3 separate regions of the Mus musculus genome follow, and regions 2 and 3 are each linked to region 1. Evidence: chromatin contacts called from ENCODE Hi-C or POLR2A ChIA-PET data. All regions are on one chromosome and are shown on one strand. Each heading gives the region's core, a stretch centred on a gene start or an enhancer-like site at or near the end of the contact. The rest is flanking DNA. Distances are from core to core; before and after follow the strand shown.

The links. Hi-C counts contacts between places; a loop is a spot of excess contacts on that map. ChIA-PET counts read pairs that join two places held with the same protein, here RNA polymerase II (POLR2A).
Region 2: a map of heart shows a loop between it and region 1 (5-fold over the local background). The contact joins the promoter of Ubap1 here to the promoter of Dcaf12 in region 1. A Hi-C loop is called at or near these places in 15 of 37 maps with a recorded cell type or tissue (T-helper 17 cell, adrenal gland, gastrocnemius and 5 more). POLR2A ChIA-PET finds 5 or more read pairs at or near these places in 4 of 5 experiments (Patski and embryonic stem cell).
Region 3: a map of left cerebral cortex shows a loop between it and region 1 (5-fold over the local background). The contact joins the promoter of Ubap2 here to the promoter of Dcaf12 in region 1. A Hi-C loop is called at or near these places in 4 of 37 maps with a recorded cell type or tissue (heart and left cerebral cortex). POLR2A ChIA-PET finds 5 or more read pairs at or near these places in 4 of 5 experiments (Patski and embryonic stem cell).

Annotation. Positions count from the first base shown.
Region 1 is chr4:41,313,124-41,317,123 of GRCm38, reverse strand. It overlaps Dcaf12 (DDB1 and CUL4 associated factor 12), which reads left to right and starts at 2,223. Exons shown (of 9, transcript NM_026893.3): 1 at 2,223-2,636; 2 at 3,659-3,913. The coding sequence starts at 2,559. Gm46891 (predicted gene, 46891) reads right to left here and starts at 2,782. Exons shown (of 2, transcript NR_168697.1): 1 at 222-2,782.
Region 2 is chr4:41,347,094-41,351,093 of GRCm38, reverse strand. Ubap1 (ubiquitin-associated protein 1) reads right to left here and starts at 2,098. Exons shown (of 7, transcript NM_023305.3): 1 at 1,863-2,098.
Region 3 is chr4:41,273,436-41,277,435 of GRCm38, reverse strand. It overlaps Ubap2 (ubiquitin-associated protein 2), which reads left to right and starts at 2,301. Exons shown (of 29, transcript NM_026872.1): 1 at 2,301-2,396.

The sequences.
Region 1 (4,000 bases), core at 974-3,473:
AAACCCTGTCTCAAAAAAAAAAAAAAAAAAAAAAAAAAAGAAAAGAAAAGAAAAGAAAAGGCCTTGAGTCTGAGCCCCCAGCACACACACATATACACACACACAAAGCTGGAAGGTGAACTTTCAGTCCTCCAAGTGGACCTTTACTCCATTTCCACAGAGATGATCTGGCGTGTGGATCTGAGGATAATCCTGGGATGTCAGTGTGCAGGACAACTTACAGAATGAAGCTGCACCAGTGTCCTGTGTGTCCTGACATGGACTGAGGATGCCAGGAGTCCAGCCCCACTCAGCCTGAGCCTGGAGATCCTCAAAGGGTTCCAAACTCTTGTCCAGTGAACGACTGGGTCATCTAGAGCATTGTGAGGCAAGACAGAACCAGAACAGACTCAGAAAGGGAGGGCTGCCACAGTCCTGCCCGCTCACAATGTGTTAATCTCCGAAGACACAAGCCTAATCAGGAAAGATGGGGCTGCCTCTCCCAAGGTAGTATTAGGGGTTAGTTGCAGTGCTGATCTGGGGTGGTGGCACATCATTTCAACCTGGAAAACAAATCAAATCTTCTTGTAGGCAGAACGGCAGATGGGCCAACACAGTTCCCTGGAGGTATGAGGCCTGAAGCTGAAGGGACCAGCAGGTAACTGGGCACCACAGCCTGAGGCCAGTCAGTCTCAAGCAAGAACATCCTGCTTCCTCCAAGGGTTTCTTTGCCTGAGGAAAGTGGAAGCTGGCACTCACATTCCTTCAGGATCTTCGGAAAATGGAGGCAAGGGTGATCCCGCTTTGTTTGGTGACTGGTGCCAGTCCAAACCGGACATGCCAAAAATGACCACTCTCTTTTCTGTGGTTCAAGATTTCACTCCTTAATGGAGATCAAGGCTGGGCTCCGAGAGAAAGGCAGGCAATGGCATGAATTACAGCGATGGGTCTATTTGCTGAAGCACAAGGACAGTGTGACTTTGACCTTGCAGACCTAAAAAGGGTGGCATTTTATGAAAGAAAGTGACTTATTAGATGTGGTTGCACACACCTTTAACTCAGCTCTGGGGAGGCAGAGGCATGTGGAGCTCTATAACTTTTGAGGCCAGATTGATTTATATAACATGCTGCGTTCCAGACCAGCCAAGACTATACACTGAAACCCTGTCTCAAAAAAAAAAGGAAAGAAAGAAAAGGAATAAATAAAAGAAGGGGAAAAGTGACTTGAGGTTTAGACAGGAGTCAAAATAGACAGGGAGCTGGAGAGTAAAGAAGTGGAGAATGGAATCTGGGGACTCCGTATGTGTGGGGAGACCTGTGCCAACAGGCATGTGAGGCAGCCTGCGTTAGCTCTGGTACTTTGATGTGGCAAAAATCTGACCATACTGCTGCCTTCCTACCCTGAATCCATCTTGAAGGAGTGTGATGTGGGGTTCTCTGCCTTCCTTAAAGTGTCTAATCTTTTGTGCCCATTGACAGTTTGTGAGAATGTTGGGGGAAAGTGCTAAATGTGAGGCTACTAGTTACAGGATTAAGAAACGTCTTCTGAGGTATAAGGAAGGGTCAGAACCTGGGCCCTAGCAGCCTTAACTCATTCTCAACAGGCCAACTAAAAGACAAAGTGTAAGGGGAAACTTGAAGAAAGGTGTTAACTCGGTCTCATTGGAAAGAACAACGACGGGACATTCTCTTATCCTAGTCCATCTTAGGGGCTGACGTGTGGTTTGTTTAGGCTTAAAGGCAACAGCTATGCTTAAGTAAGCAGTCGTCGGCAAGGTGTGGTCGCATCCATCATCTGTTCGCCCAGTTTCTCTGGGAAGGTAGTCTGACAAGTTTTCCCAACTGTGATCTATCTTTCCTGGAGTCAAGTTCCTCTATTGGCTGGCATCTGTGCCCTTGTCCTTTCCTTCTCCCAGGAAAACTGCAATTTCTTAGAGTCCAGTGTTTTAATAGTCTGATTGCAATCTGGCAATCAGGGTGTCTAGAATATCTTTAATCCTACCATGATGGTTACAGGTTCAAGATTGGTCCCGCAGCCAGGCAGCTCATGCTTACTTCCGCATGCCAGAGGATGAGCTGGCTGAGGTCGGAAATGTCCCGACAGAAGGCTGGATTCCTTTGGCCACAGCTTAACCGCCATTGGCAAGAGGCAAGCGGAAGTTCTCCGAGGACATCAATTCTCCTTGCTGCGCTTAAGTCCCGCCCTGCTGGTCTGGGCGGTGTCTCCGTGGCGACGTGCTGCTATGTGCGGCTGCGCAGGAGTGACGGGGCGCGGGCGAGTGGGAGGGGGGTGTTTTGGTTCTCGCCGCTCGCCGTCCTTTCCAGACACGGCGGTAGGAAAGCTGCTTGTTCCTGCTTTTCCTTCCCCTTCCCTTCCCCTTCCCCTTTCCCAACCCGGATTTTCCCTTCTTCCATTTACGCGCCTCATTTTGATCGACTGCTGCCCGGGATCCGAGCCATTTTCCGGGCCGGGCGCTCGAAAGCGCGCGGCCCCAGGGCCCGGTTCATGACCCGTCGCCCTGCCGCCCCTTGCCTTCTCCGCCTCATGTGGCTGCGGGGCCACGGCGGCGCTGCCCACTATGGCCCGGAAAGCAGTTAGCAGGAAGCGGAAAGCGTCTGCCTCGCCAGGAGCCGGGAGCGACGCTCAGGGCCCGCAGGTGAGGGCTCACAGGTCTGGGTCATCACCTAGCAGGGGCTTAGGGCGTTCCAGCTGGGTTCAGGAACCTGGGGCCAGGGCGGGACGAGAACCGGAGCCGGGACTGTAGAGCAGTGACCGGTCCTTCTGCAGTGTACTGGCGAGCAGGCGGGCCGGAAGGGTGAGGAGCCAAAAGAAAACTACAAAATGACGCCTTCCGCTGGAAGTCAGCAGCTAGGGATAGAGAGCTTCAGGACCTCCTCGTTCCTGGAGGGAGGAGAAAATGAAGACAAGGGGAATCGGAAGTAAGACCGACCTTCCGAAGTTACTGGGAAGGAGATTGAAGTGGACCTTCCAGTGGCACTAGGAATAAGGGCCGATGGTCTCTTATCAAGGAAACCATCTCCTAAACTGGGTGCAGGCCCCTTTGGCTCTTTAGACATCTAGAAGAAACACCAGGTGTCATCTCTATATTGCCCCCTTTGGAGAGGAAGGCCTCTTGGACTTGGGATTCCGACGCAGGTTACCCCGTTGGTATTTGATTTTTCGAATTCTAAAACTGCCCGCAGCGCAAGTCGCGCGGAGTCAGATGAGCGGCCATTGACTGTACATCCCTGGAAGATCCGAGACCCCAGTCTGGCTCTTTGAGCTATACTCTTTATGCTCTACGGGGTGCACAGGCGGAGAGGGAGAAGGGGGCTGGGTAGAAGTGCAGCCCAGGTGGGTTCTGTAATATGGACTTCATTTCGTAACTATCAAGGACACCTGGGTATATGTTATTTCTGAGCCCTCCACTTTCCTCAAAGGTTTAGTTAACTTTTTTTTGCCCTGTTTATCCATTTTCTAAGTAGTCTTCATTATGAGAGCCTTATTTCAGTGCTAGCCGAGTTAAACTGTACTTTCTGGATTACAAATCTTCTGTTAAATGTTTGATTGTGTAAATCCCGAAGGACGAATTCGTGTTGGTTCTTTTATAAAACGGTCAGACTTCTTGTCTGAAGGAAAAGTGGCCAAACCCCTGATTTCTGATGTTGGCTTTCACAGTTTGGCTGGGATCATTCGCTGCACAAAAGGAAAAGACTCCCCCCAGTGAAGAGATCCCTAGTGTACTACCTGAAGAACCGCGAAGTCAGGCTCCAGAATGAGACCAGCTACTCTCGCCTGTTACATGGTTATGCAGCACAACAGCTTCCCAGTCTCCTCAAGGAGAGAGAATTTCACCTCGGGACCCTTAATAAAGTGTTTGCTTCTCAGTGGTTGAATCATAGGCAAGTGGTGTGTGGCACGAAATGCAACACAGTAAGTATCAGGAGTGCTCTTTGTCTTCCTTTTGTTGCTGCTGCGGTTTGGTTTGGTTGAGACCAGGGTTTTTCTGTGAAGACCTGG
Region 2 (4,000 bases), core at 849-3,348, 34 kb before region 1:
ACAACTATGTTAGGTTCCGGGACACCCTCTTCTATGCACAGACATGCAGGCAAGACACTCGTACACATGTAAGTAAATTAACTAAAAAAATAAAACTAAAGGAAAAAAGGAAGCAAAAACACATAAAACATCATGATAAAGTAGAGTTTTAAATACAAAGAAAAGTTTAAAGTAAAATTTGAGGAAGTTTTATATTCAGATACTTTAACTTTTATAAATTAATACTTTTTCCACAATGAGCAGGTTAGTTATCTCCTAGGCAGCGGCAAGGACATTTACTAGAAAAACACTAATTCTCCTGCTCCCATAATTAAGTCTCAGTAACTGAAAGACACAGTAGGCTTTCAATAAGTTACAGAATAGAATGAACTAGAGACAAAAACTTACAAAATTTCACTTAAAATGTTAGGTAATTCTTTTCTTACTTTTGTGTTCTTTGCATTAATACAGAAACGTTCAGTTTAACTAAGCATGGATATTAACTAGAAAGAGCAATTTTTATAAGCCAGTGGGTAGTACATTCCTTTTGTCCCAGCACTTGGGAGGCAGAGGCAGGCAGGTAGTTCTCTGAGAGTTCAAAGCCAGCGTAGTCTACAAAACAAACTCCAGGATTGCCAGAGCTACACAGAGAAACCTGTCTCCAAATTTACAAAAAAAAAAAAGGGGGGGGCTGAGCTTACTGACCAAAAAAAGAAAAAGAAACGCTTTTAGATTTATTTCATATATCTGAGTGTTTTGCCTGCATGATGTATGTATATATACCACATCCCTGCCTATTAGCAGAGGAGCATCAAAAGGTGGCACTGGAGTTATGGATGACTGTGAGATATCATGTGGGAACTGAGAGTTGAACTTGGTTGGGTCCTCTGCAAGAATGAGTGCTCTGAATTGTTTAACCTTCTCTCCTCGCCCCTAGAAGACCTATTTATCAATGAAAACGAAATGCCTTGTTATACCATCAAATTAAAAAAAAAAAATTCAGGTAACACACACCATGTTTATTCAAATTCCCAAATACTAACAATTACAACTGAGAAGACAAAACACTTTATCCATGAAAATGTGAACAGAATTTGAGTTTACAACACTCTATGATGTCTGTCTAAAAAGTATCAAAATCTCACTCCAGTTCAATACAAAATTGTTTTAAATAATTATATTTCTAAGTCTCAACTCAAAAAACACGAGGCAACAACACAAAGGTGAGGGATCGCTGGTCAAGAGAAATGCTTAGCCTCAAAAGAAAGACACGGGGTTGTTTCTGAGACCCAGGGGTATAGTCCAGGTAATCGCCCAGAAAATTAAAAAAGGAAGAAAAATCTAGAGAAGACCACAGTGATGAGACAGTTAGAGAAGACCACACAATGCCAAAGATATCCCCCAAAGCAGTCACCCCCTGGTCTGATTTCTCTCCCTCATCTCTCGCTCAGATAACTAAATCCTCACATCCCAAGCTCACCCTCAACTCCCCAGCGCGCTACCTTCTTTACTAAATCGGGGTTCCTCTCCTGGACCGGCTCTAGCTCCCACTGAGAGAAATCTTTCCCTCAAGCTCGAGATTTCCACTGAGCCTGTCTTCTGAGCGAATTAGTCCCCTTAATCCGAACTCATTTGCCCGCATCCCGTCCGCCCTCCGCCCCTTCAACTCCGGTCCCGTCACTCTGACCCTTCGCCCAGAATCCGCCCCGAGTCGTCGGTCGTCGTCCGGCTCTTCCTCCCTCCCGCTCCTTTACTCCAGATCCTTTCATCCCTCCAGGCTCCTGGGCGCCCGGTCCCCATCTTCCCTCCTCCCGGTCGCCCCGTACCGGCCCCTTCCCCCAACTCCGCCCCTCTCCCCCTCCCCCAGAGACAGGCCCCCTCACCTGAATGCCGCTGCTGTCCCGAAAGCTGAAAGGTGCTGGCGCCGCCCGGCCTCCCGGGCTCAGTCTCCGCTGGGCTCCCGCTGCCCCTAGGGAGAGCAAACACCACCTCTTCCAACTCTACCCGCCCCGAGCCAGACCGTCACCGTAGCCACCACCAGTACCACAGCCGCCATGTTGAAGGCCTACTTCCCTCCTCCTTCCCCTCGACGCTCCGCCCCTTTAGGCGTCTGACATCATGGCGCCGCACCCCACCCGCCCCGACCAATGGGAGGAGCCGACAGTGACGTAACTAAATCCCTCTTCCAGAGCTGAAGGGTTCCTGCAACCGGGAGCTTCCTTACTGAAGGATCCCTGCGGACCCTAAGGGGAAGAAGAAAGGAGGGGTCACTGAGAGGGTAAGACTCGGGATAAGAGGCGCGGCCAAGGCGAGGACACGCCCAAAGCCTTAGCCGCGAATCCTCTTTGGAAATTAGAAACCCTCTCAGACTCGTAGACCAGTCTCATACTCTTTGGTCTCACTTTCTCCATTTATTTTGAGGTTTTGTTGTTTTTCAGAACAGGTCTCATATATCCTAGACCCAAGTTTATAAATAAATTGGTTAAACAGTAACTATAAATGTCTCTTCAATTTTAATATCCAGTGCATTCAAAGTCGAAACACAATCCAAGCCTTCACTGCTTTCTGTGTATTGGATATAGGCTCATGGAGAATTTATAATTTGATTAAATTAATATTTTTCTCTAAAATTTCATGATCAATGGAAGAAATAAGATCAGAGAGAGTTGACTCTAGTAAAACTCAAAGAGTATTACTGGTATGGAAAGTGCTTAGAGATCAAACCCAGGGCCTCCTAGACAAGCATCCTTAGCTGACATAAAGTGCTTTGGAGAAAACACAATGCACTGCCCTGTCTACTTTTCCAGCCTGTTTTGTCTCCAGATTTTATGTAGCAGACAAGATGGTATTTGAGCTTTGAAAAATGAGGAGGCTCTAACTCTGGGTGCAACATTGTGGGGAGGGGGTCACGGTGAGCAAGGAACAGCAAACTGTCAATTTTTGGTTATCTGTATTTAGTTAACAGATCTGTGGAAAGGCCAGTGAGCAAAGCAGAACTCTGGAGAATGAAAGTGGCCATAATAAGTGGGTGGCTCACACGGGGGGGGGGGGGGGGGGGGAACCTCTACACTAAAGTGAAAGCAGTGAACGTTAGGGAGTAGGAGTGAACTTGGGCAGCTTCAGGAGAGACTTCACTACAACATGCAATACAGAAAGGAAATGGTCAGATTTTCCAGCTCTCTCTCTCTCTCTCTCTCTCTCTCTCTCTCTCTCTCTGTCTGTCTCTCACGTACACGCACACATGCATGCCTGTGGGAGTCTGTGTGATTGTCTGTCTCTCCGTCTGTGTGTGTGTGTGTGTGTGTGTGTGTGTGTGTGTGTGTTTGACTCTCTTGTTTGAAGCAGGGTCTTGTGTAATCTAGACTGGTCCTAAACTTGCAATATTTAATACTGGCTGTCCTGGAACTCACAGAGATCGGCCCATCTCTGCCTCCAGAGTGCTGGGATCAAGAGTTACAGCACTGTATCTGGTTTAAACTAGGCTCTTACCAATCTCTTATTAAGAGAAACTGCAATTTCCTGGAGCACAAGAGAAGAACAAATATCTATAATCCCAGCATTTGAGAGGCTAAGACAGGAGGCTCCAGTTATTCTCAGCTGCATACTGAGACATCAAAACCAGCCTGAGCTACATGAAACACTACTCCTTCCATAAAAATAAATAAAATAGGGCTGATAGTACAACTCAGTGATAGAGCCCATGTTTGGCCAAAAGACATAAGTTCAACTGGCCAAACTGGCCTTAAAATGCTGGCAAAATAACTAATTAATTAGTCAGGCAGTGGTGGCACATGCCTTTATTCACATCACTTGGGAGGCAGAGGCAGGTGGATTTCTGAGTTCGAGGCCAGCCTGGTCTACAGAGTGAGTTCCAGGACAGCCAGGGCTACACAGAGAAACAAGAACAAAAACAACAACAACAACAACAACAAAAACTAATTAATTAAACAATAACTTTCTAGACAGGTGTGGAGAGAATATTAGCTTGGGAATCAGAAACGAGGTAAGATGCACATATGTA
Region 3 (4,000 bases), core at 1,052-3,551, 40 kb after region 1:
GTTACAGGTACAGCCTGAGCATTCTGTAATTCAGGCAGAAAAACAAAGGTTTCCCTTGAACTGGGCCGGACTGTTTAAATTTTCAATTGTCTAGCCAAGTAGGTTAAAGAGATCAAGTCTATTAGTAACTAGCAAATTAGTAATTAGCACTGAACCCCCATCAGTATAAGAAAATTCCCTTTCCATCTTGCTTAAACCAGCTGCACCTTACCTTATGGGTACAAATAGGGTTTGAACATAATTTTGTTTGTTGAGGGCTTATTGTTTACCAAGCAGACATTTTATATAATCTCTTTCTCTTTCCTGGGACAGGTTTCTCTGTGTAGCCCTGGCTGTCCTGGAGCTTGCTCTGTAAACTAGGCAGCCTGCATCTGCTTCCTGGGAACAAAGGCTTACACCACCACTAATTAACCTCTTAATTCCAACGTTGTGGATGTATCTAACCTAATAAGCTACACATAGACAATAGCCACATAATCACATTTTATTATGTGTGTTCTTTTGTTTTTGTTTTTTGGGTTTTTTTTTGTTTTTTTGGTTTTTCAAGACAGGGTTTCTCTGTATAGCCCTGGCTGTCCTGGAACTCACTTTGTAGACCAGGCTGGCCTCAAACTCAGAAATCTGCCTGCCTCTGCCTCCCGAGTGCTGGTTTATTATGTTTAAATGTATAATTTTTAACAAGATATAGCTCAGCTGTTTAGAGCAATTGTCTTTCCAGAGGATGTTGGTTTGATTTCCAGCACCTAGAATATGGATCATAACTATCTCTAACTCCAATTTCAGGGGACCCAATCCCATGTTCTGACCAGGCATGTATGTGCTACATATATACATACAGGTAAAACATCTATATATATATGAATGGTATATATGTATATATTTGAAATACATATTAATCAGGCATGGTGGGTGACTCTTGTCTATAATCCTTGAAATACCACCATTTGGGAGACCAAGGCAGGATGACTGCTGAGAGTTAGCGGTCACCATGTACTGCACAATAAGGCTAGGTTAGTCTGGGCTGGAGTTAAAGTGTTTTAAACATCTAAAAAAAAATTATTTATTTAATGTATGTGAGTACACTGTGCTGTCTTCAGACACCCCAGAAGAGGTCATTGGATCCCATTACAGATGGTTGTGAGCCACCGTGTGGTTGCGGGGAATTGAACTCAGGACCTCTGGAAGAGAAGTCAGTGCTCTTAACCACTGAGCCATCTCTCCAGCGCAACATCTATCTATTTATTTATTTTTTAAAGATATGCTAGTGATTAATCTTTATTTGAGTCGGCCTGTGGTGTCACGTGCCTTTACTCCCAGCACTCTGTGAGTTTGAGGCCAGTATGGTCTACAAAGCAAGTTCCAAAACAGGGAAGCCCTGTCTCAAAAAATCAAAAAACAACAAAACTCCATTACTTTTGCTTAATCTCCTGAGGTTAACATCTTTACTAAGAGGTGGATCAGGTAACTTCTCAACAAGGAAAACCTGATTTAGGTTTCTTATGCCAGAAAATAACTTTTCCTTTCCTATTTGCAAAACCGGTCCGATACTAGTAGCCTTTTGGGCTAGAACACCTCTAACATCCCGTTGGCGTTCAAGGAATGGTAGTTGTTTCCTGCAGAAGAGAGTTGGGAATGCAGAAAGCAGTCCACATTTGACTACATTGAAGTCTCGTGGCCTTCAGCCGAGGACGTTCTGGGTGTCTGGCTCAGCAGCTGGCGGTTGGCGTTTTCCCGCGCAGAGGGCAGGGCGGAGCGCCAGCCTCGCAACGTGGGAGCTAGACCCACTCTCCGCCAGAACTACACCTCCCAGCAGGAACCACGCTGGTTCGCTTGGCAGGTGGCACCCATTGGTACTAACTCGGAAGCTAGCCATAAGATGCTCGAATAAGTCAGAATCAGGAGTTGTACTTAGGAGCACGCTGAGAAAAGGCGGTCGTAGAGAGTGCCTTTGCCGCGCAGCACTCTGGGAGTTGTAGTTCGCCCTCAAAACGTCTAGAAGCCAGGCTTGCTTTGAGTGGCTGCACCATGTCACGTGACGAAAGAGCCGCACGCATCGAGCATCTTGCAGTGTTTCTGAGGTCATCATAGCGCGACCGCACGCTTTAATAGTGGGTTCTCTATAGGCGGCGGATAGTACGACCCTGAAATTCTGACCACAAGCAATGTCACCATCTCCGCCGCCTCCACATAGTTCCTCTCGCTCAGCTCCCAGAGCTGTGTTAGCCAGCCGGGTAACCCCGTTCAATCTTCAAGTACTGGCTCCACCCTCTCCCGTGACGTAGGGATCACGTGACGGGCAGGGCCGCCTCTGCCGCCGCCGCCGCTTTGTAAGAGGCACATTGGCAGGTAACGAGCGGCGGCGGCGGCGGGTCCCGAGTCCAACGAGAGCAGCAGCGGTAATTGTCACCCGGTCCCCTTCATCCTGCCTCCCAGGGCCCTGAACCTTGCAGTGTATGCTTTCTGGACCTGGGCTAAGGTCTTCTGAACTCCCAGCCCCCTTTGGGATGCCCCAGCGTCTACTCGGGTGGATCGGGCCGAGCTTCCCTCGCTGGCTTCATGTTTCCGTAGTGTGTCCAGGCCTGAGCACTCTCTTTCCTCTCCCGCTCAGGTTGCCCTGTGCTTCCTGCTCCACCCCCCACCCCCCATCCTAGTTGGCCGGCCCCACCCAGCCCCAGGGGGCGCCTTCCCCTCCCCCCCCTTTGGGTTTTTATCCTGGAGGGTGTGGTTTTCTCTCCCACCTCGGTCCCTGCACGTTGGCAGGAGCTCCTCCGCCACGCTGTCGCCCCATCCGGACCACCTTTCAGCTTTCTAGTCTGGCGCCTGTCCTGGGACTGGTCTTAGTGCCCAACTTCTGCGCTCTAGTCTCTCCCCACTTAATCTGAAGGCATAGTTCAATTTTACTACTTTTCATTACTGTGGTCTTTGGTGTTAGTTGAAACTCTGTGAGTTTCCTCTTCATGCCCTATTGAAGTCTGGTGGTGTCATAGTTTATTTATTCTTTAAGGTGAGGTAAGAGTGCTTGTGAACTGTAAAGCGTTGTTAGAAATTCAAACAAATTCTTTAGCCTGGTGCGTTCCAGCTCAGTTTTCCTAGTCAGCTCTCCCACCTTCCCCCCTGCATTTTCAGGTTTAGTTACCCAGGCATAGTCAGCTCTCCCACCTTCCCCCCTGCATTTTCAGGTTTAGTTACCCAGGCATGTCAACTGTCACCACTTAGGATTCGTGTTTTCTCTTTGGGTTGGTCTTGGAAGTCTTCCTGCAGTTTTTTGCTTTAACATAATCTCGTAGTTTACTACCACTAATACGCCTTTCTACTTTATTTCCAAGGTGCATAGTCTGCCTACTCTTTACTTTTCTCCAGCAATTGTGTACAGTAACAATTGGAGCTTTTAGGTGATTCTATGAGGTACCCAGAGATCATTTATTTGAAGAGCATGCCTTTTTTTGGGAGGGCGTTTTTGAGAGAGGGTTGCACTACCTAGCCAAGGCTGGCTTTTAACTTGAGAGCCTCTTGTCTCAGTCTCTCTAGCTCGCTCGCTCGCTCGATAGTTTTTACAGGGTTTCTTCATGTTACAACCTTGGCTGTCCCCCACTTGCTTTGTAGACCAGGCTGGCCTTGCACCCATAGAGATCCACCTGCATCAGCCTCCCAAGCACTGGGATTAAAGGCATGAGTCACCATGCACCTCTTGCTTCAGTCTTTCTATGCTGGGATTTCAGTTTGCATGGATTACAGTCAAACACTACTGTGCCTGGTTACAATGATCTCTCTCTCTCTCTCTCTTTCAGTGAATAGTGTTTATATTTATATCTTCTATTGTAAAGTTTTTAAGCTTTTTTTTTTCTTTTTTTTTCTCCTATTAATGGGCATGCTAATACGCCCTCTGAATTGTTTATTTTTGTTGTTGTTTAGTTTTTTTTTTTTTTAACCTCCCTTAAGTTTTTCAAGAAAGGATCTCTGTGTGGTCCTGACCGTCCTAGAACTTGCTCTGTAGACCAGG